2 separate regions of the Homo sapiens genome follow, and region 2 is linked to region 1. A link is a loop called in an ENCODE intact Hi-C map of the cell type or tissue named here. Cell type or tissue: tibial artery. All regions are shown on one strand. Each heading gives the region's core, and the rest is flanking DNA. Links, peaks and the distances in the headings are about the cores only. Region 1 overlaps LGALS3BP (galectin 3 binding protein). Region 2 overlaps TIMP2 (TIMP metallopeptidase inhibitor 2).

Region 1 (15,492 bases), core at 2,922-10,921:
ACGCCACCTGCCAGGTGCTTCGTTGCCCCCCCCCCTTTTTTTTTTGAGACAGAGTCTTGCTCTGTCACCCAGGCTGGAGTGCAGCGGCTCACTACAATCTCTGCCTGCCGGATTCAAGCAATTCTGTTGCCTCAGCCTCCTGAGTAGCTGGGACTACAGGTGCACACCACCATGCCCAGCTTATTATTATTATTATTTTGTATTTTTAGTAGAGCCGGGGTTTCACCATGTTGGCCAGGCTGGTCTTGAACTCCTGACCTCAAGTGATCCACCTGCCCCAGCCTCCCAAAGTTCTGGGATTACAGGCGTGAGCCATCGCGCCTGGCCAGTTGGCCATTTTTCCAAGGCCCTGAGTTACTCTCCCAGGACGGACAAACCTAGTGGCTGCAGCAGAGTGAAGTGGCTGGGGGCAGAAGTGGAGAGGGCGTCCACCCATACCGGCGTGCCTGGGACTGAGGGGTTTCCCAGGACACAGGGAAACTTCAGTGCTAAAACCAGCACAGTCCCCAGCACACAGGACAGGCGGTCACACCCTGGCCCCTTTAGCCATCTACTGACATTGACACAGGGAGGAGAGGTGGGCTCCCCCGAGCAGACCCCCTGCCTGTGGCTCACTGACTGTGGATGTGGAGCCCATTTGCCTCTCTGGGTGTCAGCTCATTCACTTGTAAGGTGAGGTGTAACTAAGGTGGTTCTCAGGGTCACGGTAAGGCCTCCAGTGGTGCCCGGGGAGCCCCGACAAGGGGTGGCTGCACAGTGCCAGCGAGCACGAGTCCCAGAGCAAAGCTGCTCACCAGCCAGTGCACCCAGCTCCCAGGGCGCTTGTTCATGCAGACTCCCATGCAGAGGGGCTAGGGCAAGGCCAGCCATGACTGCATTTCCGACAAGCTCTGGGGATGCCATTGCAGCCGTCCACCAGGCCCCCTCCAAGCAGCCTCAAGGTCACCAGGCCCAGACTCCCAGCCGGTGCCCACAGCAGTGCCACCCAGAGGCCTGCCCCAGGCTTGCTGAACTGAGGGGACAGTGTCAGGTATCACAGGATTCTTACCGAGCCAGAGAAACCATAACTGTCTCTCCATTGGCAGGGTGTGGGGGAGGGAGGCAGACGAAGACAAAAGCGTGGAAATTACACGGAGGCAAGAACACCAGGCCAGAAGGTGGAGACCCGGACCTCCCCAGTCCTGGCCTGAGTGTCAGTGTCTTGGGGATACTTCAGCATTTCCTCCCTGTTCTTCCCCCAGCCTGGCCCACCCTGGGCTGCAGCCCTGACCCTTTTCATCTATCTTCCCCATCGGAACACCACGGAGCCCCGATATATCTCCCTGCCACTTATCTCTGTCACCCCTCGCCCGGATTCTGTGCCCTCTCCTGACGAGTCCCCTCCCATCCACTCTCCAGGCTGCAGCCTCGTCTCTGCCTGCTGAGACCCTCTGGGACAGTCCCTGCAGGGGTCTGTTGCCTGAAGCTTAAGGCCGAGATCTTAACCAGGCTCACCCGGCCTCCCGACCTGGGCCCACGCCTGTGGCCTCCTCCATCTCCCCGCCCATGCCCGTGTGGCAGCCTTGCCCGGGGCCTGGTTTTTTGAGATGAGCTCACTTGCCTCTAGTCACCAATTCTTGCTGCCCTTACTGCCAGGGGGTGCCCCCAGCCCACGCTTCATCTAGCCAAGTGTTACACATCCTTCCAGGACCACACTGCAGACCAGGTGAGGGGCCCCCGCGGGGGCATCCACAGCACACGTCACACTTACTGGGATCATAGTGGGCTCTGCAAGAGAGGGACCCCGCCTGCCACACAGCCCAGGTTGGGCTGAAGGGTGAATGGGCAGGCCAGTCCCTGGGGCCTCGGGCCATCTGGCTCCCGTGCCTCACCCCTCCGCTTCTGTCTGCTGCAGGATCTGGGCATCCAGGCACGGCCATGACCCCTCCGAGGCTCTTCTGGGTGTGGCTGCTGGTTGCAGGAACCCAAGGTGAGCTGAGCCCCTGGGAAATACCAAAAGCAGAAGTGTGGAAGGCTGGTGCACCCTGGGGCTGCTCAGAGCTTCAAGGAGATATTCTGCCTGGGGCCCGGGGCCCAGCGGTTAGCCAGATCTTCTCTCCTGCTTGAAGCACCAGGTATCCCCAGTGATGATGACTTGGAGGTTCCCGGGGGCTCACCTGGGTTCAGGTGAGATGCAGGTTATAGAGAGGACACTAGGGAATCCTCCATTCCGTCCAGAGGGAACCAGAGGGGCTGATCAAACCAGCAGTCACAGGGGCCGTTGTGAGGTCAGTGGCCTTGGACGCAGGTCAGTCTTCCAGAGGGTCCTGGCTGCTTTTCCTCACATTCTTTACACTGTGAGCCCCTGGAAGCTCATGCTCATCCTGGGGGCCCCATGGAAGCCAGATGTACCCCCGACTGGATTCAGGCACCCAGCTCCTGCCCGGCTCTGTCAGCTCCTGTAGGGGCTGGAGTGTTGGTGGACTGAGTCCCAGAAGGACATGTGGGGCGGGGGAATCCCATTATCTGCCCTGGAAACATTCTGCCTGTGCTCCCAGGGGTCCCTAGGCCTGCTGCCCCCATAGGCCAGCACCCCCAAACTGCAGACACCCTCTGCAGGGCGGGTCAGCACGGGGCCTCCGTTCCCCTCCTATCCTTCCCTCAGGGTCTTGCCACCTCCACTCCCAGTGCTGGAGAACTCAGGGCTTCTCTGCCCCTGTTCTGTCTATGGAGTGAAGGGCTGAGACCCCTAAAACAAGGAAAGGCGAGTTTGGCCTCCTTGCGGGGTAGGGGGGGCTGTATGTATCTTCCACTCCTCCCTCATGGAGGTGCCCCTCATGGAGAGGCCAGGGGACCTTGAAGCCCTGAAATACAAGCTCAGCAGGGGAGACCCAGGACAGCATATGGGGCCTGGAGGTGTGGGCGGTGGGTGCTGCAGGCCCCAGCCTCGCCCTCGCTGGTCTCTGCCTGCAGGCGTGAACGATGGTGACATGCGGCTGGCCGATGGGGGCGCCACCAACCAGGGCCGCGTGGAGATCTTCTACAGAGGCCAGTGGGGCACTGTGTGTGACAACCTGTGGGACCTGACTGATGCCAGCGTCGTCTGCCGGGCCCTGGGCTTCGAGAACGCCACCCAGGCTCTGGGCAGAGCTGCCTTCGGGCAAGGTAGGGCCTGCTGTCCCCTTCCACTGAGGCTGAGACCCACAGCACAGCCAGCTCCCAGGAGGGGCAAATCCCCTAAGACGAAACAGTCAGGTTTCAAAGACATGCAAATTGGATTCCTATTAATTTAGCAAGAGCAAACACTTTTTTTTTTTTTTTTTTTTTTTTTTTTTTTTGAGATGGAGTCTCGCTCTGTTGCCCAGGCTGGAGTGCAGTGGCACAATCTCGGCTCACTGCAACCTCCGCCTCCTGAGTTCAAGTGATTCTCCTGTCTCAGCCTTCTGAGTAGCTGGGATTACAGGTACCTGCCACCATGCCCGGCTGATTTTTGTATTTTTTAGTAGAGACAGAGTTTCACCATGTTGGCCAGGCTGGTTTTTAAACTTCCGGTGTCAAGTGATCCGCCCGCCTCAGCCTCCCAAAGTGCTGGGATTACCACACCCGGCCTATGAGCAAACATTTTCAATGGTGCTGAAGGCCTGCGGATCAAGTTCTGATGGGACTGCTCCACCCACACTTGGCCAGTGATGGTGGCGGGTGCTTGGGCAGGTTCAAGAGCTCGGCTGGGCTCGTTCCCTCCGGCCCAGAAACTCCACTCCAGGGAGTTTATCCCATTGAAACAATTTCTCCTCAAAAGAAAAGTCTGCAGGAAGATTTCCACTGACACAGCAGTTGCGATTCTGGAAAAAAAAGAAACAATCCATAAACTATTTAGCAGCAGGGATAGTCACACAATTACAGTATGTGAACCTGATGTTGCAGGGATAGTCACACAATTACAATATGTGAACCTGATGTTGCAGGGATAGTCACACAATTACAGTATGTGAACCTGATGTTGCAGGGATAGTCACACAATTACAGTATGTGAAACTGATGTTGCAGGGATAGTCACACAATTACTATACATGAATGTGATGTCGCTGAAGCAGCCGGTAAGCTTTATAAGCATGAAGGCTAAGTTTATGGCCTGACATTGCAATCACAAATCCAGCCCATGCTGGAATATCCTCCGTGGTTCGCTGGTGAAGGACCTGTAAGCAGATGGACCCACACGGCCGGGGCGGAGAACAAAGGGCTGAGTCGCGCTGTGGGACTCCTGGGTGCAGTCGTCACGCCCCCAGCCCTGCCATCTGCTGTGTCCACAGGATCAGGCCCCATCATGCTGGATGAGGTCCAGTGCACGGGAACCGAGGCCTCACTGGCCGACTGCAAGTCCCTGGGCTGGCTGAAGAGCAACTGCAGGCACGAGAGAGACGCTGGTGTGGTCTGCACCAATGGTGAGCGGGGGCGCACCTCCCTGCGGAGGCCCCAGTGTGCCCTGGGGTCCCGTGGCCCCTGCCCCTCCCAGCACCACCCCCCCACGCACATGAAGCACACAAAGGTTCCTTCCACTACCGCCTGCCCACTCCGCATGGAGAGGCCCAGACGTCCCAAGAGCCCACCAGCTCCCAGTCCCACAGTCCCAGACTCCTCCCCAGCCCCTTCTGGAGAAACACCCAGAACCACCAAGTCTCCATGCAGAACCCGAGTGTGGGGCAGTGAGCCACAGTTTCAGTGAGCATGACACCTGGCTCCAGCCTGACCTGAAATGCCAGCGTCCGCTCAGAAATACACTTCACAGCACGCGACAGGCTCAAGCCCGTCCTGGCGGAGGGAGTCCCGGCTACTCGCAGCCTCAGCCTGCTTCCCCCAACCTGGCCCAGTTTGGAGGGAACCCAGGCTGCTCTGCAGGTTGGAGCCTCTGGATCTGAGTTTCTTGTTTTTCTTTCATGCCGAGGTGGCTCTTCCTGGGCTTGCACGTGACAACCTGGGCATTTCCTGCCCACTGCCCTTTGCCAGGAGTTGGAGGCCCCTAAGGCAGGACGGGTCGAATCCCAGGGAGCCCCTGTGCCCACATGGGATGGACAAGTGGCTGGAGCTGAGCCTGGACTCACAGTGGGGGAAGCCCAGGAGACGCCATGGGGCTGTCGGGGGCCAGGGGAGGCGGCGGGGAGCACACGGGGCCATGGGCGCACGGCCAAAGCTCCTGGGGCAGGAGAGCTGTGGTAAGGCGTGCAGGTGGGAGGGAGCTGGGGGTCCTGCGGTGGCTCAGGTTTTAGGAGGCCCAGGGCAAGCCCACCTGGTTGAAAGGTCACAGTTACTTCAAAACTACTATATTTGTGGCGAAGAAAAACCTATGGGATTTCATTTTGAGTTAGGCTTTGAGAGGGGCTCAAAGAAGGGGAGAGGGTGCACCACACTGACCCCCGAGCCGGGAGCCTCCCATGACTTCTGCAGGCCTTCTCCCCGACAGGAAGCTGCTCGAGGACCCCCGGAGTTCTAAAATGGGGTTGCCACAGGACCCTAACTTTTCAGGCCATCTAAGCAGGCAGTGGTTTTGGTGTTAGTGGTGATTGGTGACCAAGGCTGGGGAGTGGGGGCTCCGGAGTCAGTACCACCAAGTCTCCATGCGGAGCTGCTGCCTGAGTCGGGGGAGCAGCACAGAGCAGAGGGCCTAAAGCGGGGGCCTGGACAGGCTTGGCCAGGTCCTAGCTGCTCTTGTTCCCCAGGGCTGGAAGGGGCGGGGCCTCAGGGTCCAGGAATCCGACACTTCCGGTCTCTCTTGTCCCTCGTCTTCCCAGGAGCCTTCCAGAGTGAATGAGGCAGCCACAAATCCCTCACTTTCAGATGAAGACACTGACCCCAGAGAGTGGCAGTGCCCCGGCTCCTAACGCAGCCCACTTCCCTCCCGCCCCTTCTTAGAAACCAGGAGCACCCACACCCTGGACCTCTCCAGGGAGCTCTCGGAGGCCCTTGGCCAGATCTTTGACAGCCAGCGGGGCTGCGACCTGTCCATCAGCGTGAATGTGCAGGGCGAGGACGCCCTGGGCTTCTGTGGCCACACGGTCATCCTGACTGCCAACCTGGAGGCCCAGGCCCTGTGGAAGGAGCCGGGCAGCAATGTCACCATGAGTGTGGATGCTGAGTGTGTGCCCATGGTCAGGGACCTTCTCAGGTGAGCCGTCTCGTCCTCAGGCTCTGGGGCCGCCAGGGGCTTTGTCCTCCTCCCCTCTTCAAAAGCACAGCCCCCCACACACACACCTGCACATACTCATGCATGCACATGTACACACGCAGTCACACATGCACTCACGCAGTTGCACACACACGCATGCTCACTCCCACACTGTGTGCACTCAGGTGGCTGTGTTGGACAGTTGGGCCCAGGGCTCCCCTGCTGTCCTGTGGGGCCGGCATCTGCTCTCCTTCTTTCTCCCCAGGTACTTCTACTCCCGAAGGATTGACATCACCCTGTCGTCAGTCAAGTGCTTCCACAAGCTGGCCTCTGCCTATGGGGCCAGGCAGCTGCAGGGCTACTGCGCAAGCCTCTTTGCCATCCTCCTCCCCCAGGACCCCTCGTTCCAGATGCCCCTGGACCTGTATGCCTATGCAGTGGCCACAGGGGACGCCCTGCTGGAGAAGCTCTGCCTACAGTTCCTGGCCTGGAACTTCGAGGCCTTGACGCAGGCCGAGGCCTGGCCCAGTGTCCCCACAGACCTGCTCCAACTGCTGCTGCCCAGGAGCGACCTGGCGGTGCCCAGCGAGCTGGCCCTACTGAAGGCCGTGGACACCTGGAGCTGGGGGGAGCGTGCCTCCCATGAGGAGGTGGAGGGCTTGGTGGAGAAGATCCGCTTCCCCATGATGCTCCCTGAGGAGCTCTTTGAGCTGCAGTTCAACCTGTCCCTGTACTGGAGCCACGAGGCCCTGTTCCAGAAGAAGACTCTGCAGGCCCTGGAATTCCACACTGTGCCCTTCCAGTTGCTGGCCCGGTACAAAGGCCTGAACCTCACCGAGGATACCTACAAGCCCCGGATTTACACCTCGCCCACCTGGAGTGCCTTTGTGACAGACAGTTCCTGGAGTGCACGGAAGTCACAACTGGTCTATCAGTCCAGACGGGGGCCTTTGGTCAAATATTCTTCTGATTACTTCCAAGCCCCCTCTGACTACAGATACTACCCCTACCAGTCCTTCCAGACTCCACAACACCCCAGCTTCCTCTTCCAGGACAAGAGGGTGTCCTGGTCCCTGGTCTACCTCCCCACCATCCAGAGCTGCTGGAACTACGGCTTCTCCTGCTCCTCGGACGAGCTCCCTGTCCTGGGCCTCACCAAGTCTGGCGGCTCAGATCGCACCATTGCCTACGAAAACAAAGCCCTGATGCTCTGCGAAGGGCTCTTCGTGGCAGACGTCACCGATTTCGAGGGCTGGAAGGCTGCGATTCCCAGTGCCCTGGACACCAACAGCTCGAAGAGCACCTCCTCCTTCCCCTGCCCGGCAGGGCACTTCAACGGCTTCCGCACGGTCATCCGCCCCTTCTACCTGACCAACTCCTCAGGTGTGGACTAGACGGCGTGGCCCAAGGGTGGTGAGAACCGGAGAACCCCAGGACGCCCTCACTGCAGGCTCCCCTCCTCGGCTTCCTTCCTCTCTGCAATGACCTTCAACAACCGGCCACCAGATGTCGCCCTACTCACCTGAGCGCTCAGCTTCAAGAAATTACTGGAAGGCTTCCACTAGGGTCCACCAGGAGTTCTCCCACCACCTCACCAGTTTCCAGGTGGTAAGCACCAGGACGCCCTCGAGGTTGCTCTGGGATCCCCCCACAGCCCCTGGTCAGTCTGCCCTTGTCACTGGTCTGAGGTCATTAAAATTACATTGAGGTTCCTACATTTGTTTGTACAGAAAGTGTTGTTGGGTCCACACCGTGTTTAGACATCAGGTGTGCCAGGCTCTGGGGGACAGGTCATGAGGCAGAGTCCCTGTCCTTGTGAAGCTACAGGCTAACGGGGAAGACAGGGAACAGGAAGCACACCTCCCAGCCCGGAGCAATGACACAGTGGGACACGAGCAGGAGGGTGCGTGCCACTGCATGCGTGCACGTGGGTGTGTGATTGCATGTGCACAGGCGTGTGTGTGCTCATGAAAGTCTGGCTGTGACGGGTGCCCTCACCCCTTATCTGGGTAGGTGTGCTCTTAAAATTTTATTTACTTTTGAGACAGAATCTTGTTCTGTCGCCCAGGCTGGAGCTCAGTGGTGTGATCTTGGCTCACTGCAACCTCCACCTCCCGGTTTCAAGTGCTTCTCCCGCCTCAGCCTCCTGAGTAGCTGGGACTACAGGCACCTGCCATCGTACCTGGCTAACTTTTGTATTTTTGTAGAGACAGGGTTTCACCATGTGGGCCAGGCTGGTCTTGAACTCTTGACCTCAGGGGATCCACCCACCTCAGCCTCCCAAAGTGCTGGGATTACAGGCGTGAGCCACCGTGCCTGGCCTATGGGTGGGTGTGCTTTTGCCAGCACTACCTCCTGCTCACGTCCGACCGGAAGGAGAGGGTGCTGAGGTGGCAAGGTCAGGGCTGCACCTCCGGCGGGGCGATCGGGTCTCTGGAAGACGTGACCGGGCTGGGTCATGGAGAGCAGCAGACAGCAGACTGTGGAAGCTGGGAGGAGGGAGAACGAACAGCAGGAGTTAGGAACCTTCGCTCTGGAAATCCTGGTCCACAGGGACAGGGGACAGAGATTCTCATCTCAGCCTTGTAAGAGTGAAGAATTGGAAACGACGTCAATACCCACCAACAGGTGCTTGACTACAAATAAAAGGCACCTCCCCTGGGCTGAGTGAGGCGGGTAGAGGTGCGCTGGAAGATCCTGGGAACCACAGAGTCTCAGGGGAGGCTGGGGGACCCATTGGATGCCGGGGGGACATCCGTGACAATGCCACAGCAGGTTCTGGGCACAGAACGTCGCTCACCACCAACAGGAATTCAAAACTGCCCCTGCTTCTCCATGGCCCGTTGCAGGCACAGAGTCCCCAGGGAGGCACCTGCTGGGCCGAGCTCAGGCTGGCACCTGCCGCTGTGCCACGGTCTGGGAGGACAACAGTGTGGCCTCTGGAACAGGAGGTGGCACAGGGGCTCCCCTAATGGGAGGGAGGTTCAGGTGCTGAACAGCCAAGATGGCAGCAGACGCCCCACCCACCCTCTCCCCACAGGTGCCACAAGGAACAAAAGCAGTCTCACAAAACCTCCTGCCTGTGAAGGCAGCTGCTCCCTGTACTGGATGGAGGCCTCTGCTCCCCCAACCCCCCCACCTCCAGATCCTGCGTCCAGCCCAGGTCCACCATCCTGGCAGGACATCCCCTCCTCCACATGTTTTTTGTTTGTTTTGAGACAGTGTCTTACTCTGTCGCCCAGGCTGGAGTGCAGTGGCACGATCTTGGCTCACTGCACACTCTGCTTCCTGGGCCCAAGTGATTCTCCCGCCTCAGCCTCTGGGACTACAAAGTACTTGGGACTATAGATGTGCGCCAGCAGGCCTGGCTAATTTTTTTTTCTTTTTTTGTATTTTTAGTAGAGTCGGGGTTTTGCCATGTTGCCCAGGCTGGTCTCGAACTCCTGGGCTCAAGCAATTTGCTCGCCTTAGCCTCCCAGAGTTCTGGGATTGCAGGGATGAGCCACTCTGCCCGGCCTATCTCCTCCACCTCTATTTTGATCCTATTGACATTTTAGCAACCGAGGGGCCACGTCGCCACGGACCACTGCCAAGACCAGTGTTGGGGACAAACCACAATGAGATCAGGAGGAAGAAGGAAAAGCGATGTCACGGTAGAGGCGTGGCAGACATGGCAAAGACCAGAATCACAGCCTCCATTTCTCGAGTCAGTCCCAGGACCACAGCAGCTCTCTTCTCTCCCGCTCCGTGCTCCCTGGCATCTCACGGCCAGGGAAGGTAACTGGAGTCTTCCTTCCAGGGAACTCTGAGCCCCGTGGGTCCTGCCTGCAAGGGAGGCCATAGCCCTGTGTGGGGCTGGGAGATGCAGGAGTTTGAGAAGTCACTGGAGTTCTTCCGTGCTGCTTGCAGTTTTGAGCGGCAGCCCTGTTCCCCCGGGACAGTCAGGACCGACCATCCCAGCCTCCGAAACACTCCTCCCTTCTTCACCTGTTCACCCACAGGCACCGTGGTCCCAGAGGCGAATCCCCATCTTCACTGCCAATTTGAAGGAACGTGGAGATGTCTCATCGTGGAAACGTTCCTCTCTTGGGTGCAAAACCCCTGTGTCGGCTTGGTGTGGTGGCTCACACCTGTAATCCCAGCACTTTGGGAGGCCAAGGAGGACGGATCACGAGGTCAAGAGATCGAGACCATCCTGGCCAACATGGTGAAAACCCCCCCACCCCGATACAAAAATTAGCTGGCGTGATGACACGCACCTGTAATCCCAGCTACTCAAGAGGCTGAGGCAGGAGAATTGCTTGAACCCGGGAGGTAGAGGTTGCAGTGAACCGAAATCATGCCACTGCACTCCAGCCTGGTGACAGAGCAAGACTCTGTCTCAAAAAAAACAAAACAAAACAAAAAACAAACAAAAAAACAGAACCCAGGTTTCAGGACTAGAAGCAGAACCTTTGCACTAGGTGATGGGCGCCCTGCTCAGGGCCCCATGGCTCACTGCTGTGCATTCTGAACAAGGAGAAATGCAGATGGGCTCCTTGAGCTGGTGCGTCCACAGGTGGAGGGCAGCATTTTCTTGTCTACAGGGAGGGAGGAAAGGATGATTTGGGGGACCTGGAGGCAGGGACTTCCGGGGCTGTCTCATCTGCCGCCCAGCACGTCCGCAGAGCCAGGCTCTTGCATTTTTCCCTTCACTGGCCTCCTGAGCCTGAGGTTTCATCCCAGCCTTCCTGTTTCGTGAGCCCTTGAATGTGTGATAGGTGACACATGTGACCATGAGCCCACGGCCTGACTGCAGCTCCTGAGTCACCTGCATGTCTGTGGGTGGCCAACAGGGTGGGAAAGGTGTTGAGTCAGTGAAGGGCTGGTGGCACTGAGGGCCGTGTAGGATGGGGGCATTCAGATCTAGAGTAAGTGTCGATTCCTGGGGAGCAAGCGGCTGCCTCCTCCGATGGAAGGGGTCGGCTGCAAGCCACGGCCTTCAGGAAGCCGGAGCTCCCCATGGGCATCGAGGCGCCGAGCGAAGGCCCAGGAGCGCCAGGTCCGCTCCCATCAGCCTTGGTGACATGGCAGTGGTGAGCCCGTGCAAAGCCTCCCTCCCCACAGGCCACCTCTCAGCAGAGGAGGCCCTGGAGGCTGTAGAGGTGCAGAGTGACACTCTGTGACACCTGTCCCCACACCCCGGGGTAGGCACCCCAGCATAGGACTGCAGTGGGGCCTTTCAGGGAACAGTCAGGGGACAGAAGCATCCTCATCTCTGTGGCCATCCCAAGACGCCGGTCCCTGCTCTCTTCCCAAAGCTCACGGCTACTCATTCTTCCATCCTCCTCCCTCCAGCCCTGGCATCTCTGATCAAACCCTGAGCTGCTTCCACAGGTCACGTGGCCAAGGCCGGCTTCCCTCCATCCACACGGAAACTGAGATTGGCCACTCCGGGTTCTGCCCAAAGCGAGGTCCCCTTTCTGCTGGGCAACAGGCCACTCCCACCTGGAATTAGCCCGCAGTGCAATCTGAAACAGGCTTGCGTTTCTCCCACCTCCGTCACCTCCGTCACCTCCGTCACCGGTATTAGGGAATGCACCATAAGGCCCTGGGGGAAGCCCCAGGTGCCCTGGGTGGAGGGTGGGGCAGCCTTGGCACAGATGAAAATCACCCATGTCTCCAGAGACTGCCCGCGCTCCTGAGGGCCACGTCCACCTGTGTCCTTCCAGCTCATGGAGGGCAGCTCATGACCCATGCTCGAATGTTTGGGCCAAAGCTGGTTGTGCTGGAAGGAGTGAATCTCCCTGCCAAAGAGGGCCCTGCTCAGCTCCAAACCGCTGGATGCTCCTGGGTGGTCCTCCCAGCGGGCCTGCCGCGGGCCCCTCACGCCCATCAGCATAGCTTCCTGCATCTCAAGCCCCACGTCCTGGCCTAACGGATCTTAAGGTCACAGGCAAGGCAGCTGCACCAGCAGACAGTGGCCTCGTGCTCTGACACCAGACTTGGGTCTCTAGTAAAGAGGCAGGAGCCACTCCCCAAGTAAGGCATGTGTCCCCTCAAAAGTCCACAGAGATCTAGCCAAGGTTGGGCCCGTTTCTAAGGCACCAAGGGGTACACACATAGGGCACCCACTGGGGTTCACTTTGGTCCAGTGTGATGACTGTAGCATCATGAGTTGGCAGGAAGCAGAACGAGACAGCCGGTGTACTCCTGAGGCAGGACACGTGTGTGTGCATGTGTGTGCACGCATGTGTGTGTGTGGACGCAGGAGAGACAGACCGAGATAGGGAGAGGGGGAGGGAGCTGCCGTCAGCCACTGCTGCATCCACGTGCGGGGTGTGCTCATTTACTCCAATCAGCCACATCTGAAACAGTGGCAGCGCCGTCTTCATCTGGTGTAACTCACGAGAAGCTACTCACCAAGTCCTCGGGACAGCTGCCGAACCCCTGCCCTGGAGCTCGGTCGCCGGGTTCACGGCCAAGAGCCTCTTTGGGGAAGGCCAGGAAGCGGATTCTTGGTACTGTAAGTCCTTGTCATTTTATTACAGGGTCCTTTCTGTAAGAGATTTGACCACCCTTCCTTCCAAGGGGCTCTGGGTGATCCAGGAAATGGGTGAGAGGCTACGACTCTGTCGTGATGGCACAAGGTGCCTCTGTTCACCAGATCTGGAGCTTTTCTTTCTTTCTTTCTTTCTTTTTTTTGAGGTGGAGTCTCACTCTGTCCCCCAGGCTGGAGTGCAGTGGCACAATCTCAGCTCACTGCAAGCTCCACCTCCTGGATTCAAGCGACTCTCCTGCCTCAGCTTCCCGAGTAGCTGGGACTACCAGCACGCACCACCACGCCCGGCTAATTTTTTGTATTTTTAGTAGAGACGGTGTTTCACCATGTTGACCAGGCTGGTTTTGAACTCCTGACCTCAGGTGATCCACCTGCCTCAGCCTCCCAGAGTGTTTGGGATTACAGGCATGAGCCACCGCGCCCATCCCGGATCTTGAGCTTTTCTAACACTACAGATCATGTGAGGGTTTTGCAAGCTCCCTGCCTGTTTTGGTCCTGTGCACCTCCACCTTATGGCCATCACGAAGCATTTCAATTGCAGCATCTCCAGAGGGCCTCTCTGACCTACACAGAGCAGCCGCAGGGAATTTTCTAGGAGACTGGTTCCTCCTTCCCTGCACATTTCCCTGGGCGGGCTTTTGGGGGAGGAGAGCTTCCTGGGTCTGTCCAGAGTCAAGGCCAGCAATTGACTGCACACGGCACACACTCCAGGGCACCTGGCTCCTCGATGCCTTGGATTCTTTTCTCTACAACACACTGAGGAATTCACGGGCCATCCGTGACTCCAGTTTTCAGTCAAGCAATTGAGAAGATAATTAGCACTGCTCCCAGCTGCTCAAGCTAGCGCACAAAGCCAGAATCTCTCATGCATGCACCTGTACTAGATATTTTTAGCTTCAGCTTCCTATCATGAAAGCCCAACATAGCAGGGACTCTATATGACATTTTTTGTTATTTTCTGACACATAAAAGGGAGAAGGCACCCTTTCTGGAGGTAGACTTCTTCCATTTGTACACCATTATTGTATGCCTGCCACCCTCAAGGCTACCCTCATGATCTACAATGGCTGCTGAGATTCCAGCCATCACTTCTGCCTTTCAGGCAGCAAGAAGAAGGTAGCAGAAAAGGACAAAACTTTTCTCAGTTGTCTATCCCGAGACTGAGCTCCTCTTTATTTTTATTTTTTTGAGACAGTGTCTCACTCTGTCACCCAGGCTGGAGTGCAATGGCGTGATCATAGTTCACTGCCGCCTTGACCTCCTGGGCTCAAGCGATCCTCCCACCTCAGCCTCCTGAGTAGCTGGGACCACAGGTATGTGCCACCATGCCCAGCTAATTTTTGAGTTTTTCTAGAGATGGGGTCTTGCTACTTTGCCCAGGCTGATCTCAAATGCCTCAGCTCAAGCAATCCTCCCGTATGGGCCTCCCAAAGTGCTGGGATTACAGGCGTGAGCCACAGCACCCTGCCTGCCAGTGAGATTTTTAAAAACCATTTTATTGGTATATTACACACACACATGTGGGAAGCGTAGAGCTTGGTTAATTGTTGTGTTACATGTAAACACTGCTGGCACCACCCCTCGGATAGAGATACCGAACCTTTCCCTCACCCCAGAAGGCTCTCTAGGTCAGAACCTCCACCATGGAACCACTAAATCTGATTTCTGTCGACACAGAGTAGTTGTTCCTGCTCTTGAACTTCATGTAAATGGAATCGTACCTGAGTACCCACTCCCTAGTGTCGTGTCAGGCTTTTTGGCTTCCATACAATGCCTATGAGATTCACGCACGTTGTTCTTTGTAGCTGAAGTGAACCCCGTTACGTGACTATACCACAGGTTATCAACCCAGTCTACAGGGGATGGGCATTTGGGTTGTTTTCAGAGGGTGGTTTTTGTTGTTGTTCTTGTTGTTATTTTGAGTAAAGCTCCTATGAACTTTTATTTTTTGAGACAGAATTTTGCTCTTGTTGCCCAGGCTGGAGTGCGGTGGCACGATCTTGCCTCACAGCAACCTCTGCCTCCTGGGTCCAAGAGATTCTCCTGCCTCAGCCTCCCAAGTAGCTGGGATTACAGGTGTGCACCAGCACGCCCAGCTAATTTTTGTATTTTTAGTAGACGGGGTTTTACCGTGAGACCAGGCTGGTCTCAAACTCCTGACCTCAGGTGATCCACCTGCCTCAGCCTCCCACAGTGCTGGGATTACAGGTGTGAGCCACTGTGCCTGGCCTTGTACTAATTTTTTTTTTTTTTTTTTTTTTTTTGAGATGGAGTCTTGCTCTGTCGCCCAGCCTGGAGTGCAGTGGCACGATCTCGGCTCACTGCAAGCTCCCAGGTTCACGCCATTCTGCCTCAGCCTCCCGAGTAGCTGGGACTACAGGCACTCGCAACCACGCCCAGCTAATTTTTTTTATTATTATTTTTAGTAGAGACGGGGTTTCACCATATTAACCAGGATGCTCTCGATTCCTGACCTCGTGATCCACCCACCTCGGCCTCCTAAAGTGCTGGGATTACAGGTGTGAGCCACTGCGCCCGGCCAGCCTCATACTAATTTTTATACCAGCCAGTGTTCTTAGTTTCAACCAACAGAAACCACCTCTGGTTAACTTCAACAGAAAAAAGATTTATGGAAAAAATTATGAAGGTCACAGAATTGATAGGAAGGCTAGGAGTTGAGCGGGAATTAAGTAAGGTGGCTGTGCGGTTAACTTTTGCTTAGTAACAAACTGCTCCAAAACTCGGTGGCTAAAAACCATGAGAACAATAACCATTCATCCGCCTTGACCCTGTGGGTTGTCATTTCAGCTGG
Region 2 (15,492 bases), core at 6,016-14,015, 91 kb after region 1:
ACGACGACCGGCACAGTCAGATGATCCGAGACCAGCAGCAGCAGATCTTACAGCAAAACAGGTTGCACAAGCAGTTTCTTGAAGAAGCCCGGAAATGCTTGCGGGAGTTTCAGAACATATGCTAAATGCGAGAGGCCCACCCGGGGTAAATACATCACTGATAATGGTGCTGCCAGCACTGGTACCCGGGTCTCTAAGATCTGTGTTTGCGTCATTGCCTCAGAGACTATTAGGCCTCTTTAAAATGGGCAATCTGGGGCCGGGTGCAGTGGCGCACGCCTGTAATCCCAGCACTTTGGGAGGCCGAGGTCGGCCTCAGGATCACCTGAGGTCAGGAGTTTGAGACCAGCCTGGCCAACATGGCGAAACCCCGTTTTTACTAAAAATATAAAAATTAGCTGGGTGTGATGGCATGTGCCTGTAACCTCAGCTACTCAGGAAATTGAGGCAGGAGAATCACTTGAACCTGGGAGGCGGAGGTTGCAGTGAGTCGAGATTGCACCACTGTACTCCAGCCTGGGTGACAGAGTGAGACTCGTCTCAAAAAAAAAAAAAAAAAGCAATCTGTCATTATACCGTCCTCCAGGGCACATTCCCTCACAGGGACTCTTTCCCTAATCTTGCCTTTATTGATTGATTGATTGATTGAGACGGAGTCTTGCTCTGTTGCCCAGGCTAGAGTGCAGTGGTGCAGTCTCGACTCAGTACCTCTGTCTCCTGGGCTTAAGCAATTCTCCTGCCTCAGCCTCCCGAGTAGCTGGGATTATAGGCGCCTGCCACCATGCCTGGCTAATTTTTTGTATTTTTAATAGACACAGGGTTTCACCATGTTGGCTAGGCTGGTCTTGAACTCCTGATCTCGTGATCCGCCTGCCTTGGCCTCCCAAAGTGCTGGGATTACAGACTTGAGCCACCGCGCCTGGCCTAGTCTTGCCTTTAAAACGAAGTCCCTTTTGGGAAACCACCTATATACAAAAATAGGAACCCGTGTGGGTTTCAGTGGGTGTGTCTAGCCCATGTGCTGTGGATGCATCTCCCAGAGCCGATCATGTCACTACATTCCAGCCTGGGTGACAGTCTGTTTTCAGGGGCCACAGGCACAGATGGAGACTCCAGGTCATTTAAGCCCTTCAGATGTTTTAGCCAAATAAACACTGGCCTTTCAGGGGCACCCAAGGTCAGACGGGCACAATTTCAGGAGATAGATCACTTAGTGCTTAGCCAAGGCTGAGACATTAACGGAGATTGAACCAAAGCTAAAACCTCTTAGTCTTTCAAAGTCACAACAAAACCAACATTGTTTAAATAGCACGTCGCTTAATACATTCTTATAACTTTAAGAGAAAAGAGAGTAGACGGAAAAGAGAAGACAAGCCACCCTCGCCCCGCTGGGTGATTCCCTCTGGGGCTGGCAAGGGTGTCGGCACCTGGGTGTTTGATCAGTTTCCTCCCCGCTAGCTTTGCCACTGACCTGGCATCCACCAGAGCCATGGAGACCTCACACTGGGTAGCTTCTCTTCTGCCAATTGCAGTCTTAGGGACAGGCACAGGGATCAACATACTTTTTCTGCAAAGAGCCAGAGAGTAAATATTTTAGCCTTTGCCAGCTGTGCAGCCCCCGTGGTAATTACCCAGCTCTACTGCAGCTGCTCAGAAGCAGCCACAGATGAGATGTAAATGAAAGGGCGTGGCCAGGTTCCAATGAGACTCTACAAAAATAGGTGGTGAGCGGCATCTGCCCTTTGTGCCATAGTTTGCTGATCCCTGTACTAGGATGGTTTCAGAGTCTGTCTCTCTCCCTCCCTTCCAACAACCTCAGATACATTGACTTAGATCAACCAATCTTTGTTCATGACACATTAGTATCATTGGTCCACGAATGGCCTTACTTATGTATATTTTGTAGACAATATAATGAAGTACCATGAGCCCATCACCCAGACCCAAGACCCAGAATATTCACTACCTGTGCGCTACCTCCCTTTTCCATCCCCCTGCTGCCTCCTTGGACATATACCTGCTGATGGCTCACACCTACAATCCCAACATTTTGGGAAGCCAGCGCAGGAGGATCACTTGAGCCCAGGAATTCGAGACCAGCGTGGGCAACATGGGGAGACCCTATCCTACAAAAAATAAAAAATTAGCTGAGCATAGCGGCCTGCACCTACAGTCCCAGCTACTCGTGAGGCTGAGGCAAGAGGTTCATTTGAGCCCCAGAGACTGAGGCCGCACAGGGAGCTGTGATCACGCCACTGCCAGCCTGGGTGACAGAGCGAGACCCTGTCTCAGAAACAAAAAGATACTGGACGCGGTGGCTCACACCTGTAATCCCAGCACGTTGGGAGGCCAAGGCGGGCGGATTGCTTGAGGTCAGGAGTTTGAGAACAGCCTGGTCAACACTGTGAAACGCTGTCTCTACTAAAAATACAAAAAATTAGCCGGGCGTGGTGGTGGCATCTGTAATCCCAGCTACTCAGGAGGCTGAGGCAGGAGAATTGCTTGAATCCGGGAGGTGGAGGTTGCAGTGAGCCAAGATTGCGCCACTGCACTCCAGCCTGGGTGTCAGAGCGAGACTCCATCTCAAAAAAGGAAAAAAAAAAAAAAGAAACAAAAAGATATATACCTGCTGAACTTGGGGTTTAGCCCTCCCTATCTTTATCCATATATGTATGCTAAACATAGTGTTTAGTTTTACTTGGTTTTGAACTTTATAAAAAGGATATTATGTGGAGTCTTTTGAAAGCTAGGTTTTTTGGCCTCGGCACGGTTACTGAATTCATCCACATCACACAAACGCCTCTTACTCATTTTCACTGCAGCATATCCTCATCGCGTGTATGAGCTTCTTTCCAGGATCATAGCTTCTCCAGTTTCGTGCTTGTTTCCAAAAAGAGGACTATATCTCTGATGCATTTGAATCAAAGGACCGGGTGTCAAAAAGTGCTTTTGGCACAGCTGGGATGTAGGTGTGGGAAAGATCCCGTTTATTGCTCTTTTTTTTTTTTTCCTATTTTTTTTTTTTTCCCCAGAAAAAGATTGACCTGCTCTTATAAAATATTTAATTTACAAATATGAGGCTGGGCGCGTTTGCTCATACCTGTAATCCCAGCACTGTGAGAGGCCGAGGCAGGTGGATCACTTGAGGTCATGAGTTCGAGGCCAGCCTGGCCAACAGGGTGAAACCCCGTCTCTACTAAAAATACGGAAATTAGCCGGGCGTGGCGGCGCGCACTTGTAGTCCCAGCTATTCGGGAGGCTGAGGCAGGAGAATCGCTTGAACCCAGGAGGCGGAGGTTGCAGTGAGCTGAGATCATGCCACTGCACTCCAGCCTGGGGACAGAGGGAGACTCCATCTCAAAATAAATAAATAAATTTACAGATATGAGTCCTAGACACTGTCCCAGTCACTAGAGATGAGCAGTGAGCCACACACATGGAACCACAGGACTCCCGTTCTGGTGGAGGACGCAGATGATGAGTGAGTAAAAGCTGGAACTATGGCTGTGCAGGACAAGGTGCTCAGTGGGACCCCAAGTGCACGCCTCTGAGAAACTCAAGCCGGACTTCCCTGGCGAATGCGAAGCTCGTGGAACCAACAAGCGTTACGCTCATTTGGACGGGGCGGGAGTAGCATCCCACAAGACTCTTTTGTTTTTGCTTTTGGGTTCTTTAATCATTAGTAGCTTAGGTCTCTGTTGTCTGTGGCTTTCTGCTTCAGGCCAAGTAGAGGAAATTCGAGGCTGGGCATGGTGGCTCACACCTGTAATCCCAGCACTCTGGGAGGCCAAAGCAGGTGGATGGCTTGAGCCCAGGAATATGAGACCAGCCTGGGCAACATAGTGAGATTGTGTCTCTATAAAAACAAAAAGTAGCCAGGCATACTGGCGTGCACCTATAGTTCCAGCTACTAGGGAGGCTGAGGTGGGATGATCTCTTGAACCTGGGAGGTCGAGGCTGCAGTGAGCTGTGATTGCGCCGCTGCACTCCAGCTTCAGTGACAGAGACCCTGTCTTAGGGGGAAAAAAAAAGAAGAAGAAAATTTTGATCTTAGCCTGGTTTCTTTCTATCCTCTGCTTCCAGAATGTCATGGGCTAGGGTTGCAAAGCCACTCCACAATTTGCTATAGGCTCAACATGATTAAGAAGGAAACTGGGGGTCAGGAGGGCTGCTGTTTTTCAAAAGCCACATAGATTTCTCGGGGTGGGGTGTCACCGTGCTCCTGCTGTTTCTGCACTTGCCTTGTGCCCAGCTATTTTTTGCACACGGAGACCTGGAGCGTAGCCGCCTGTCAGTGTAGCATCACCTCTGTCTGAGAGGGCAGAGAGGGTGTTATGGCATGACTGAGTTAAAAGCCATGGCCACAATGGGGCCCAAACATTGAGTAGCCGAGGTCTTCCTGCCTTAGCCTGGAAGCCACAGTCTGATGGGGGAACCAGCCTGCCTTTGAGTGGGTTATTTTTGTTTCCATTTTCAAAGGTAGCATTTGTGACCCATGTGTTCTAGGTGAGGAATCGCCCCTTCTTGACCACACGAGCTAAAACTAGGCGTGGAGACGGGCAGCAAGACAGTGTGGAGGGTGACTCATCTCTGCCCGGACGGTCACACCTGCACTGTCCCCTGGCAGCAGGACCAGACACCCGGCCCTTTCCCACCTGTCCTGCAGAAGGCTAAGGGGACAGGGTGGTTCTTTAACTAGGGCATTGGTGTGGGCACTAAAACAGCCCTCCAGGATGTCCACACCCAAAACCATGGCCCTCCAGTGATTCTTACGGAGATGTCATGAGTAACTTTCCATCCCAGGGCCTGGCAGTGCCTGTGTTCCCCTCCCCCCTTGGTCACCTTGGCACAGCTGGACTGCGGTAGAAAGGGCTGTGGAGCAGCCTCCAGCTTCCCCTGGCTCACCCCGTCCCATGCCTCCACCCAGAGCCTCCACCAGGAGCTGGTGAGAGCCCTACTGCCGGGGTTGGAGCCCTGGCTCTGCCATTTGCCAGCAGCTAGGTGACCTGGGCAGAGTGTTAAGGTTTCTGCACTTCCTCCAAGGCCTGGCCCTCCACCTCCTGCCCCTCACACCCCTCACACCCCTCACACCCAGCTTCCAGCATCTCTCTTCCCACCACCTCTCTTCCGGACACAAGTGCACAGGGCCTGCCCCCTGCCTTGCGAGCCTAAATCCTCCCCGAAGTGCCAGGCACCTCATAGGGCTATGTTGGCGGGCTCAGGGGTGCCCCCTGGACTCACACCCCAGCCCTTGCCCAGCCTTCATTTGACTGTAAAACAAGGGATGGAGCCACCCGGAAGGGTGTGGGGCTCCTGAGGTTTCCAGAGAGCACTGCCATGCCAGCAGCGGTGAGGATCCCAGATGTGGTGGCCGTGTTCACCTTCATCCTAAGGCACTTCCAGGTACCCCGCACGGTTCTCCTGCTCCGAACACTTTGCACCTTCTAGAGCTCTGCTCTGGTTTGGTGCTTCTGCCCCCACCCTTGGGGGACAGATTCCGTGTTCGCGCCTCACTCTGCATTTGCTGGAACCTTCGTCCTCCGGCCCCATCTTTGCTCCCTGCCTTGTGGGTCCTTCTCCCCAAACCACAGGGACCCAGGAAGGCCTCCGTGGCTGAGCAGTGGTGCGTGGGTCGCCCTGTTGGTCCGTGAGGCTTGGACGGGGAGCAGCAGCGTTGCTTGTGCTTTCTGCCGAGGTCAGCTGTCCATGGGCTGAGGGGGGCCAGCAGGGTCTGGCAGGTGCTACCTGTTCACCTCCTGGCCTGCTCCCCCCCAACCTGCTGGCCAGTTGGGCTTTGGATGTGACCCCACCCTGAGAGCTGCCCTGGGGCGTCCATCTTCTCTCCGCACAAATCTCCCTTCCCCTTCAAGCCCTGTGTGACCAGGATCTCCGACACATAAGACAAAAGGAAATAGGGTTTTTAGAGTGGACGGGTGGGTAGAGCACCCTCCCTGACCTGTGGTCATTCTTCCAGTTCGTGCAAATGGCAAGGGGGTTATATCGAGATCTCCAAGAAGACACGGGGCGGAGGGCTGGGGTGCAGCCTGCACTTGCAGCTGCTGTGACAGCCCAGGCCAAGTCCTCCAGCTGGAGACGGGGCTACACAGATGCACACCCCCCAGGACAAGCTTAGGGAGTCTGGGGGCGCCGCTCAGCATGGGGCTTGTTTGGGAAGCTGTGCTGAGGAGGAAGGGAAAGGGGAGTGGGGACCTCAGCCCCCCTGCTTTCATTCTTTCCTGGGTGTGTGGACCCTGGGATTCCAGCCTTCATGTCCTTCATGTCCCTGTTTCTGTCTCCTGAGAAATGCAGCAAGTCAGGCTCAGCCCACAGGCCACATGACCCTGGGTCCGACGAACAGCCAGGGCTCAAAGACAGTCAGTGCCAATGAGCCTGAAGCCTGGGCCCGGACCTCACGTTCGTCCCCAAAAATGGATCGGCTTGGGAGGAACAGTGCCCTGCCCACCTCGCGCTGTCGCAGCCCCCCAGCAACAGTGCGAGGAGAGAATCTGCTGCTGCCCCTGGCTCCGGAGTTGTCACCCTGGCCCCCTGCTCATCTGTTGTAGGGGGGCGGGTTGCAGGGATGGGTAGGGGTTTCCTCGGTGCCTCTCCAGGCTCCCTCTGCCTCCTGCCCTGCACGGTCCTGCTCCTGTCCCTGCTCCGGCTCTGGCTTAGGGTTTGCAGGGCTGAGCTTGGCTGTTCCGTGGGTCTTGACGGAGAAAATGCAGAGCTGCACTTCCCTCCACAAAGCCGCACTGTTCTCAGCAAATCCTCCCGGGGTCTGGTGCATTGTTTTCAAGTGATTCAGCAGCACGTGAATGGGAAGGGCCGAGCCGGAGGCTCTGGCATGAGACCTGCTGGCCCACCAGGGAAAGGGAGGGCAGCGGGACGTGGGCCCCGAGGTCCTCCCAGAGCTGCAGAGGGAGGGGGCAGGGCCCTGGGGTTGGGGAGGGCGGCAGGAAGGCTGGGCAGAGAGGGCGGCTTTGCTCTGCGTGGCTGAGGTGCTCTGATAGATGCTGTTTCCCAAGAGGAGCCAAAACGAATGGGCAGGAAGTGAGATGGGAGAGCTGGTCTCCATGGAGACGGGCACCCAGTGGCCAGCAGCTCACGTGCACTAGAATCTCAGGCAGCCGGGGAGGGAGCATTCCCTGGGGCGGCAGGGCCTGGAGCACCCCCAGGTGCCCGCTGGCAGGCGGTGTGGCCCCGGCTGAGGCTGCGCTTCTGTTCCCTGATCTCTGTTGTGCACCCTGTTACCTTCTCTGCCCCACCCTCCTCCGCACCCTCCCCAACAAAATATCTTTTCTGAGTAGTTGTCATTCCAGGCGTTTTTCACCCTGGCCTGAGTCATGCTGGCCAAGTCCTCTGTCCTCACCCTGGATGTCACGGTCCCGCCCTGCACCAGGGCTGCAAGTCACCACTGAGGGTGGACCTGGGGCCTCTCTGTCCCAGCCACCCACAAACTCTCAAGGTCAGAGTCTGGAAAGGGAGGTGGTGCCCCATGTCTTCACTTCCGGTGTCTACACCCTCAACTGGGGACGGATGTCCAGTGTGCTCCTATGGTGCCCCCTCTGCTGAGGTCTTTCCTGCTTCCCAGAAGGCCCCGTTGCTGGCTTCCGGGGGCCGAGGAGGTTGGAGGACCTGAGGGTGGGTCTGGCCTCCACAGCAGCTGCAGGGCGGGAAGAGCCTGGTTCCTGCCCAGCACCACAGGGCTGTTTTTAATTACCAAGTCACGGCCCTCTTTTCTGCTCATTTCCCTAAAAGGAGTGAATTTGGAGGAGGTCTGCCGCACCCGCTGACCAAAAGGGGCTGGCATGAAGGGGCCGAGGAAGGGCAGAGCCCAGTGCCCGGGGGAGACCCTCTGACTGCCCACCAAGGGCACCCGGCTGTGTCACTTGAGGCCAGAGGCTGAAGGTGAGCTGGACCAGCTAACCCTCACTGTCACCTCACAACACTTGTGACACTTCCTGGCTGCTCAGCCTTGCCCCGTGCCCCTGGGCAGTTCCGTTGGGAGAGGCGTGGCCTCCAAACCTAGAGGACTAGAGCAGGTCTGGGGTCCTTGTGAGCACAGCCCCTTCCTGGATCACCGTCTGCCATCCCTGGTGGCGTTTGTGGCCACTTCTGCTGCTCCAGCTGGCGAGGTCGGCCCCATCCTGCTAAAAGAAGGAGGTGCTGCCCGAATGGAGAGCTTCCATGTTTCTAAGCTGTCTTTACTGTGATCCTGAAGCCCAACGAGATTAGTTACACACAAACATTTAGGGATCCCACAGCGATCTGAGAGCAGGGCCATGAAAAATAGTCATTTATTACAGCAGTTGCAGGGCAGGGCCACAGCTGTGTTACTGGACATCTGTCCTGAGCTGAGGGTGTAGACACCAGAAGTGGGGAAAGTGGGCTTCACCTCCCTTTTCAGACTCTGATCTTGTGGGTGGCTGGGGCAGAGGGGCCCCTGGTACACCCTCAGCTGGCGCTTTAGACATATTAATCAAAATGGTCAGGCCGGGCCAGGTGGCTCACGCCTGTAATCCCAGCACTCTGGGAGGCCAAGATGGGTGGATCACGTGAGGTCAGGAGTTCAAGACCAGCCTGGCCAACATGGTGAAACCCCATCTCTACTAAAAATACACAAAATAAAAATCAGCCGGGCATGGTGGCGGGCACCTGTAATCCCAGCTACTCCAGAGGCTGAGGCAGGAGAATCGCTTGAACCCAGGAGGCCGAGGTTGCAGTGAGCCAACGTCGTGCCATTGCATTCCAGCCTGGGCGACAAGAGCGAAACTCTATCTCAAAAAAAAAAGAGGATATGGAGCCCCTGCCAGGTTGACCAGCCATATGGTGTCATTACATCCACCCAAAAGGGACAAGAGACTCTCATCCCCAATGGCAACGCCAAGTTATAGTTACAGATGTTAGCAAGGGCGTTACTAACTGTGTGATTTGAGGGTGTGGACATTGGCACTCATGGCACCCCACTTTTCTGGAGAGTTTAGACAAGGCGTGGAACGTCACAGTCCTTTCCCAGTGAAAGAACAAAGCTGAGTCCACCTGCAACTGCCATTGGATCCTCCCCAGGAGTAAGTGGAGGTTGGGTTTCATCCGGGAGAGAAAATGGTTTCTTTGATAATTCCTCTGAAATGACTGGCATGTAATTCCACCCAGAGCCAAATGAACCAAATGACGCTCAGAAGACGTCTGCGGCTCCGGCCTGCAGTTACCGCGTTTGCGTCTACGCAGTGTGGAGTCCTCCAGGGCTGGCCCCTGGGATGCATGCAGTGGCCACTGGTCTTCATTGCCACTGTGGGTGCTCTGGGCTGACTCTGACCCAGCTGCAGCATCAGAATGCCCCCCACCCACTAGTGATGTGGGCCAGTAGGGTCTTTGGCACATGTGTGAAGCCCCCACCCGACTCCCAGGAATGACCCATGTTGAGAACATGGGGACCCCTTGGCGTTCTCCGCTGGGCCATAAGCAGGACAGGACAGAGGGGAAGGAGGCGCTTTCCCTGCCAGTGCTGGTCCTATGGGCGCCCCTCCCCAGGTGAAAGCTGGAGCCTGCAGAAGAGGGTGGACGGCTGGGAGGGGCCAGTGCCCTCCAGTGATACTGAGCAAACCCTCCCAGTCCGAGTCAGTGTGCACACAAGGTGCAGATGATCGGGCCGGGTTTTGACTTTGTATTTAGCAGCCGAATGTGTTTCTGAGTCCCAGGGATCCCTGCACCTCGTCTGGGCAGACAGGTGACTTTGAGGGACAGTGGGCCACCTTCTCCCGCTGCCTGAGCACGTCCCGTAGCCGAGACAGGCGCTATGCTGTTACAGTGTGTGGAGTGCCCCGGGGAGAGGCTGTGAGTGGTCTAGACGTTGGGTGTTGATATCCACCGGTTTGCCTGTCCCAAACTTGGGCCTGGGAGCCCGGCAGAGTGGCTCAAGTGGAAAATGTTCTATATGGTATATTTATACATATAGCATGTGGGATTCCTCCAGCGAGCAGTTGGGCCCCTGGCAAGATAATAAAGAGAATTCAATGAGTGTGGAATAAGTACATTTCTTACAGGCAATTTTCTTTTTCTTTCAAAGGCAGGGTCTGGTTCTTTCACCCAGGACCGAGGTGCAGTGGTGCATTCATAGCTCACTGCAGCCTTGAACATCTAGTTCATACAATTCTCCTGAGTAGCTGGGACTATAGGCAGATGCCACCACGCCCAGCTAATTTTTGTTTTTTTTTGTTTTTGTTTTTTGTATTTTGTTTTTTATAGATGAGGTATTGCTATGTTGCTCAGGCTGGTCTTGAACTCCTAGCTTCAAGCAACCCATCCACCTTGGCCTCCCAAGTGCTGGGATTACAAGTGTGAGCCACTGCACCCGGCCTTTCGAGGCAATTTTCTTTTGGGGTCTGTCTCCCTCCCCCAATTGTGGGCATGGCTTGTTCTTATTTTCCGCAGGAACTTCCATAGTACTTCTGTGGACACAGGAGGATTGGAAAGATGTTGGTGGGTGTATGAAGGGGACGTGAGGACGCAGGACCCACGTGTTGATGGCAGCAGAGGGGACACCGAGGAGAGAGAACAAGGGAGGACCGTGCCACAGAAGCCGTGGCGTCTCTGCCTGGGGCTGGCGTGGTTGGAGTCTGTGGAGAGTGCCGCCCCTCCGGCCAGCCCTTGGCCCTGGCACATGCTGGTGACACCAGGTTCTCCAGCAAGCCCCCTTCACTGTCTGCTCCCCTCCGAGAGCAGCAGCAGCCGGTCCGGCCTCTGATGGTTTTCCAGGGGCGGTTGTGACTGTCGAAGTCTGACCGTAGCCCATCCTCTTTGGATCGTCTCCCGCGACCTTGGTTTTCCGCCCACCCGGTTCTTTTCCGTCCCCACTCTGGCGGGTGCGCTCGGGATTGTTTTTGCAGGGGGGAAGTGACATCATATGGTGTCCTGGGCTGGAGGGGTGGGGGTGGGGACCCTGCAGTTGCGTGTGCTTTGAATTCAGCCGACGGTTGTACATTCCAGTAGCCGGCATCTGGCGGTGAATTCATCAGCCAGTGTATCACCCTTGATCTCAAACCCAGATGTTGTGTTCACAGCAGAAGGGAAAGAAGGAAAAACGAAATCTGAGACGCCCAGGGAGAGGCCGTGGTTTCTGGGCTCAGGGCAGTTAGAACGAGAGTCTTTATAAAGACTCCCCCTCTCGCAGCTGCCTCTGGCTCCTTGGGGAAGGGGCAGAGGAGCAGAGCAGCCCCTCTCGGGGGCATGGACAGGAGATGGGCTGACACCCACCCCAGTGCCTAACACCAGGCCCAGCACCCAGTAGGTGTTCAGTAAACGTGTCTGTGCCACAATTTTCATTTCTTCCCAGATTCCTTATGTCTCTTCGCTTTCCCCAGCCCTGTTCTTCACATGGCCTGGGACTCGGAGAGGCCCTCCCTCTTTTGAAGTGGCCTGCTTTCCCCTACAGAACTGGTGGTCCATCCTGGAGCTCAGAGTGCGGACCATTGCCATTGGCATGGAAATGTATTCCGGAGAGCTCTCTCTCCCTCCTCCTCTGTCCACCACTGGGCATTGGAAACTCTCCTTCTCTGTGTTCCTATCCATCGTCTGTCATCTTGCCTGGATTGGATGCTCCTCCCAGGCAAGGCCTGCTGTATGCAGGATTCACCCTGTACCCTCTCTTCACCTGCTGTCACCTCTGGGCAACAACCCCCGACAGGTACCCGCTGCTCTGAGCAGGTCAGCGGTGCAGATCCCGCTATGCCAACTGGTGTGCACCGATCAGAGCTGTCAGCTGGCCCCTCTCCTTCATGTCTGCGGCGTGCTGGTGCTTTGGGGAAGGTTGCCGTGGAACTGGTCCTTCTTTGCCTCTCTTGATTCCCATTTTCCTTCTTTCATGTAATTTCTCATTTTGCAAAGTGGGGGAGGAGGTGCCCACCCCCAATTTAAAGGGACCCTGAAGAATCTGAATTCTGTTCCCCAGGGGCAGACTAAAGCAGCCCAGGGGAGATGGAGATGCCCTCAGGCTCTGCTCCTCCAGGCCCCTCACCCCCACTTCCCTGCCCCTCACCCCCACTTCCCTGCAGGCATCTGGCGGCCTCCTCGCCAGTTCACTTTCTAGTCCTAACCCCACGTGGCTACCCTGGACCCTTGATTTGACCAGCCTCCTCTTTTCTGACACTTTAAAGAAGGAAAGTGTGTAATCTGCAGCCCCCAGGCAAAGCTAGCACGCTGGGAAGCTGCATCAAATCGAGAGTCTGTGGCCTGCTGACCAGGACCGGGTCTGTGTACCTGAGTGGCATGATGCCACCGTCCCAATCCCTCACCCACGGGAGCGGGAGAATTCGCCCTGCTTGTCTATGCGATGCTCGTGGTCCTGAACTGTACACGCATTAGTTCCCGGGCACCGCAGCCTCCACACCAGCCCCTCTAACAGTCACCACGACCTTGTGAAGTGTCAAGACTGTTGTCATCGTCTCTGTCTTAGGTGTGAACAACTGTGGCTCAGTGAAGTCAAGGAGCTTCTCAAAGATCACGCAGCCATCCAGGGGTGAATGCAGGATCTCTGTCTCTTGCTGCCTCCTTCAAATAAGTGCCCAGCTGCCACCTGGGAGCCTTAGGCGTTTTTGTAAGAGAACAGCATGTGAACCTCAATGCCCATGGTAGGATGCAACATTTTGGCCGTTTTGAAGTAATCTTTGCTTATTTTCTGAACTCCAGTGACATGCTTGTTGAGTGCCTATTGTGCGTTAAGCATTGTGCGGCTTAGTGGACCATTGAAAGGCAGCTCCAAGGCCGGGCGCGGTAGCTCATGCCTGTAATCCCAGCACGTTGGGAGGCCGAGGCAGGCGGATCACGAGGTCAGGAGTTCAAGACCATCCTGGCCAGCATGGTGAAACCCCGTCTCTACTAAAATAAATACAAAAAATTAGCCGGGCATGGTGGCGCGTGCCTGTAATCCCAGCTACTTGGGAGGCTGAGGCAGGAGAATTGCTTGAACCCAGGAGGCGGAGGTTGCAGTGGGCCAAGATTGCACCATTGCACTCCAGCCTGGATGACAGAGCTAGACTCCATCTCAAAAAAAAAAAAAAGAAAGAAAGAAAAGAAAAGCAGCTCCAGAAATTTCCAAAATAACATACAGAATTCAGCAGACTGTAATAAAGGCCGGCTTGCTGCTCCTACTGGAACTGTTGATTCCTTTGGATTCTGCTGGCTTGCTTTTTTTCCTTTTCTTTCTTTTCTTTTTTTAAAAGACGGAGTCTCACTCTGTTGCCCAGGCTGGAGTGCAGTGGCATGATCTCAGCTCACTGCAACTTTCACCTCCTGGGTTCAAGCGATTCTCCTGCCTCAGCCTCCCAAGTGGCTGGGATTTTTGTATTTTTTGTAGAGATGGGGTTTCACCATGTTGGCTAGGCTGGTCTCAAACTCCTGACCTCAAGTGATCCGCCCGCCTCGGCCTCCCGAAGTGCTGGGATTATAGGAGTGAGCCACCGTGCCTGGCCCTGGTTTGCTTGTGAGCTGGTGACTCTGCTACATGAAGAGCAAACTTTGACCAAGTTAATCTGGCACATTGACTAATTTGCATAAACATTTTTGGTGCAGCATTGTCGTAAGGTATATAGATTAGGCAGGGAGCAAGAGAGCCAAGGACAAACTGCACCTGGGCCACCAGCCCAAAGTTGTCAGCGTCATCTCAGCTCCATCTGGCAAAGAGTTAGTGAGCACCAACTGTTCTGCAGTCAGAATCTAGCCTCAACCTGTTAGGACCTCCCAGGGCCCTGAGCAGACAGGTGTGCAGGAACTGACAGCAGGATGGAAAAGAGATGGGGAATATACCAAGTGCTGCAGAAGGACAGGATTTCCCAGAGGAAGACAGAAAAGGGCTATTTTAGCTGGGTCTTGAAGAATGAAGAAAAGTTCTCCAGGCAGAGAGGGGAGATGGCATTTGGGGCGGAAGAAACTTGCCTGTTCAGGCTGGGTGTGGTGGCTCACACCTGTAATCCCAGCACTTTGGGAGGCCAAAGTGGGCGGATCACTTGAGGTCAGGAGTTCGAGACCAGCCTGGCCAACATGCTAAAACCCTGTCTCTACTAAAAATACCAAAAAAAAAAAAAATTAGCCTGGCAAGGTGGCAGTTACCTGTAACCCCAGCTACTCAGGAGGCTGAGGCAGGAGAATTGCTTGAACCTGGGAGGTGGAGGTTGCAGTGAGCTGAGATCAAGCCATTGCACTCCAGCCTGGGTGACAAAAGTGAAACTCCGTCTCAAAAAAATATATATGGTAATTAGCCAGGCATGGTGGTGCCCACCTGTAATCCCAGCTACCTGGGAAGCTAAGGCAGGAGAGTCATTTGAACCTGGGAGATGGCTGAGATTGCGCCACTGCACTCCAGCCTAGCAGGGGTGGGGATGACAGAGCAAGACTCTGTCTAAAAAAAAAAGAAAGAAAGAAACTTGTCTGTTCAGAGGTGTGGATGCACCTGGGCGTGTTCAGGGCAGACAAGTATTATGAAGTGGTAGAATAGTGGGAGCATGGGTGGGGGGTGTTGGGCACAGCAGCTGAGGCCCCTGGCTGACTTCAGGTTGCAAAGGCGCTCATATTTTAGGGGAGGGCAGGGGGCAGCCAAGGATGATGTTTGAGCAGAAACGAACGTGAATAAAAAAAGACAGCTGGTTGCGGTGGATGAGAGGATGGTTAGGAGGGCACTGGAAATAGGGGGCCGTCAGGGCAAAGCCGTCTGTTCTGGAGTGGCCTGCCGGGAGACATTTCCTAGATGTGGCTTTTCAGGATGAGGCATGGATTAGCCTGGGAAACAGGAACCTGTGGCCTTGGCCAGTCATGACTCAGCTCCAACAGAAGAAGAAAGAAGAAAGGGGTTTGTGCCCAGGCGAGGCAGTGGGGCTGTGGTGTGGGACTCTGATGCCAGCCTGGGATCCAGAGAGCATTGGTGGGGCCCAGGGGGATGGACACAGATGGAGCACCCACACGCCTGAGCCTCCTTGCCCCTGTGGGAAGAGACAGCCCTGCCTAAGGGGTTCTAAGAGATTTGAGCCGACCACGTGGGGTGGGGCTGGGGCTGGGGCTAGGAGGCTGCCTGGAGCCTGGCGTGGTCTGCTCCTTACCTCTCTGTTTTGCTCATATCCACCGTAACATAACACTTACCCAGAGTGACCCTGAAGAGCTGAGTTTGGGAGGGCAAAGCTTTTAAAGCCATTAAAACAGACCATGTCACCAACTAATGGCCTTGAAATTAAGAAAGGGAGGGCTCTACCCAACCCTGCCCAAGTGACAGCATGAACTACTGATCTGCTTGTCCTCAGGTTACCAGGAGTGGAACAGAATCCTGGCTTAATTGCTAGGAGAAAGCCCTGTGTTGCATGGCCTGTCAGCAACCTCAGGCTCCAGAATATTCTGGAATTGCCCCAGCCCAGCCTCTTCCCCAACTCCTTTCTGTTTGGTTGGGGCTTAGTTGGGATCCTCTTTCCTTCTGTTTGTCCTTCCTCAGCATCTGTCCCTTGGGTCTGCCAG

What was found. Peaks named below come from ENCODE experiments on the same cell type or tissue, not always from the same donor. Only the 100,000 strongest peaks of a DNase experiment are listed, where the experiment ranks them.
Region 2: it touches region 1 in a loop (2.8-fold over the local background); 14 of 110 quality-filtered maps call a loop at or near these places.

What each region holds. Positions count from the first base shown.
Region 1 is chr17:78,963,617-78,979,108 of GRCh38, reverse strand. LGALS3BP (galectin 3 binding protein) reads left to right here. Exons shown (of 6, transcript NM_005567.4): 2 at 1,895-1,969; 3 at 2,953-3,144; 4 at 4,290-4,421; 5 at 5,887-6,139; 6 at 6,405-7,854. The coding sequence starts at 1,918. The coding sequence ends at 7,533. Among named protein-coding and RNA genes, the nearest start is that of LGALS3BP, 8.6 kb to the left of the region's middle. RefSeq lists enhancers at 2,250-2,933, 3,728-4,022. In tibial artery, for the core only: a CTCF peak has its summit at 7,636 (motif pointing right); DNase peaks (open chromatin) are centred at 3,666 and 7,658; H3K4me3 peaks cover 649 bases; H3K27ac peaks cover 2,055 bases.
Region 2 is chr17:78,875,271-78,890,762 of GRCh38, reverse strand. The region is part of intron 1 of TIMP2 (TIMP metallopeptidase inhibitor 2); the gene reads left to right. CEP295NL (CEP295 N-terminal like) reads left to right here. Exons shown (of 3, transcript NM_001243540.2): 3 at 1-184. The coding sequence ends at 125. Among named protein-coding and RNA genes, the nearest start is that of CEP295NL, 20 kb to the left of the region's middle. RefSeq lists a silencer at 1,704-1,753 and enhancers at 6,662-6,956, 8,810-9,310, 10,105-10,996, 10,997-11,890. In tibial artery, for the core only: a CTCF peak has its summit at 10,863; DNase peaks (open chromatin) are centred at 6,882 and 7,472; H3K4me3 peaks cover 2,932 bases; H3K27ac peaks cover 6,114 bases.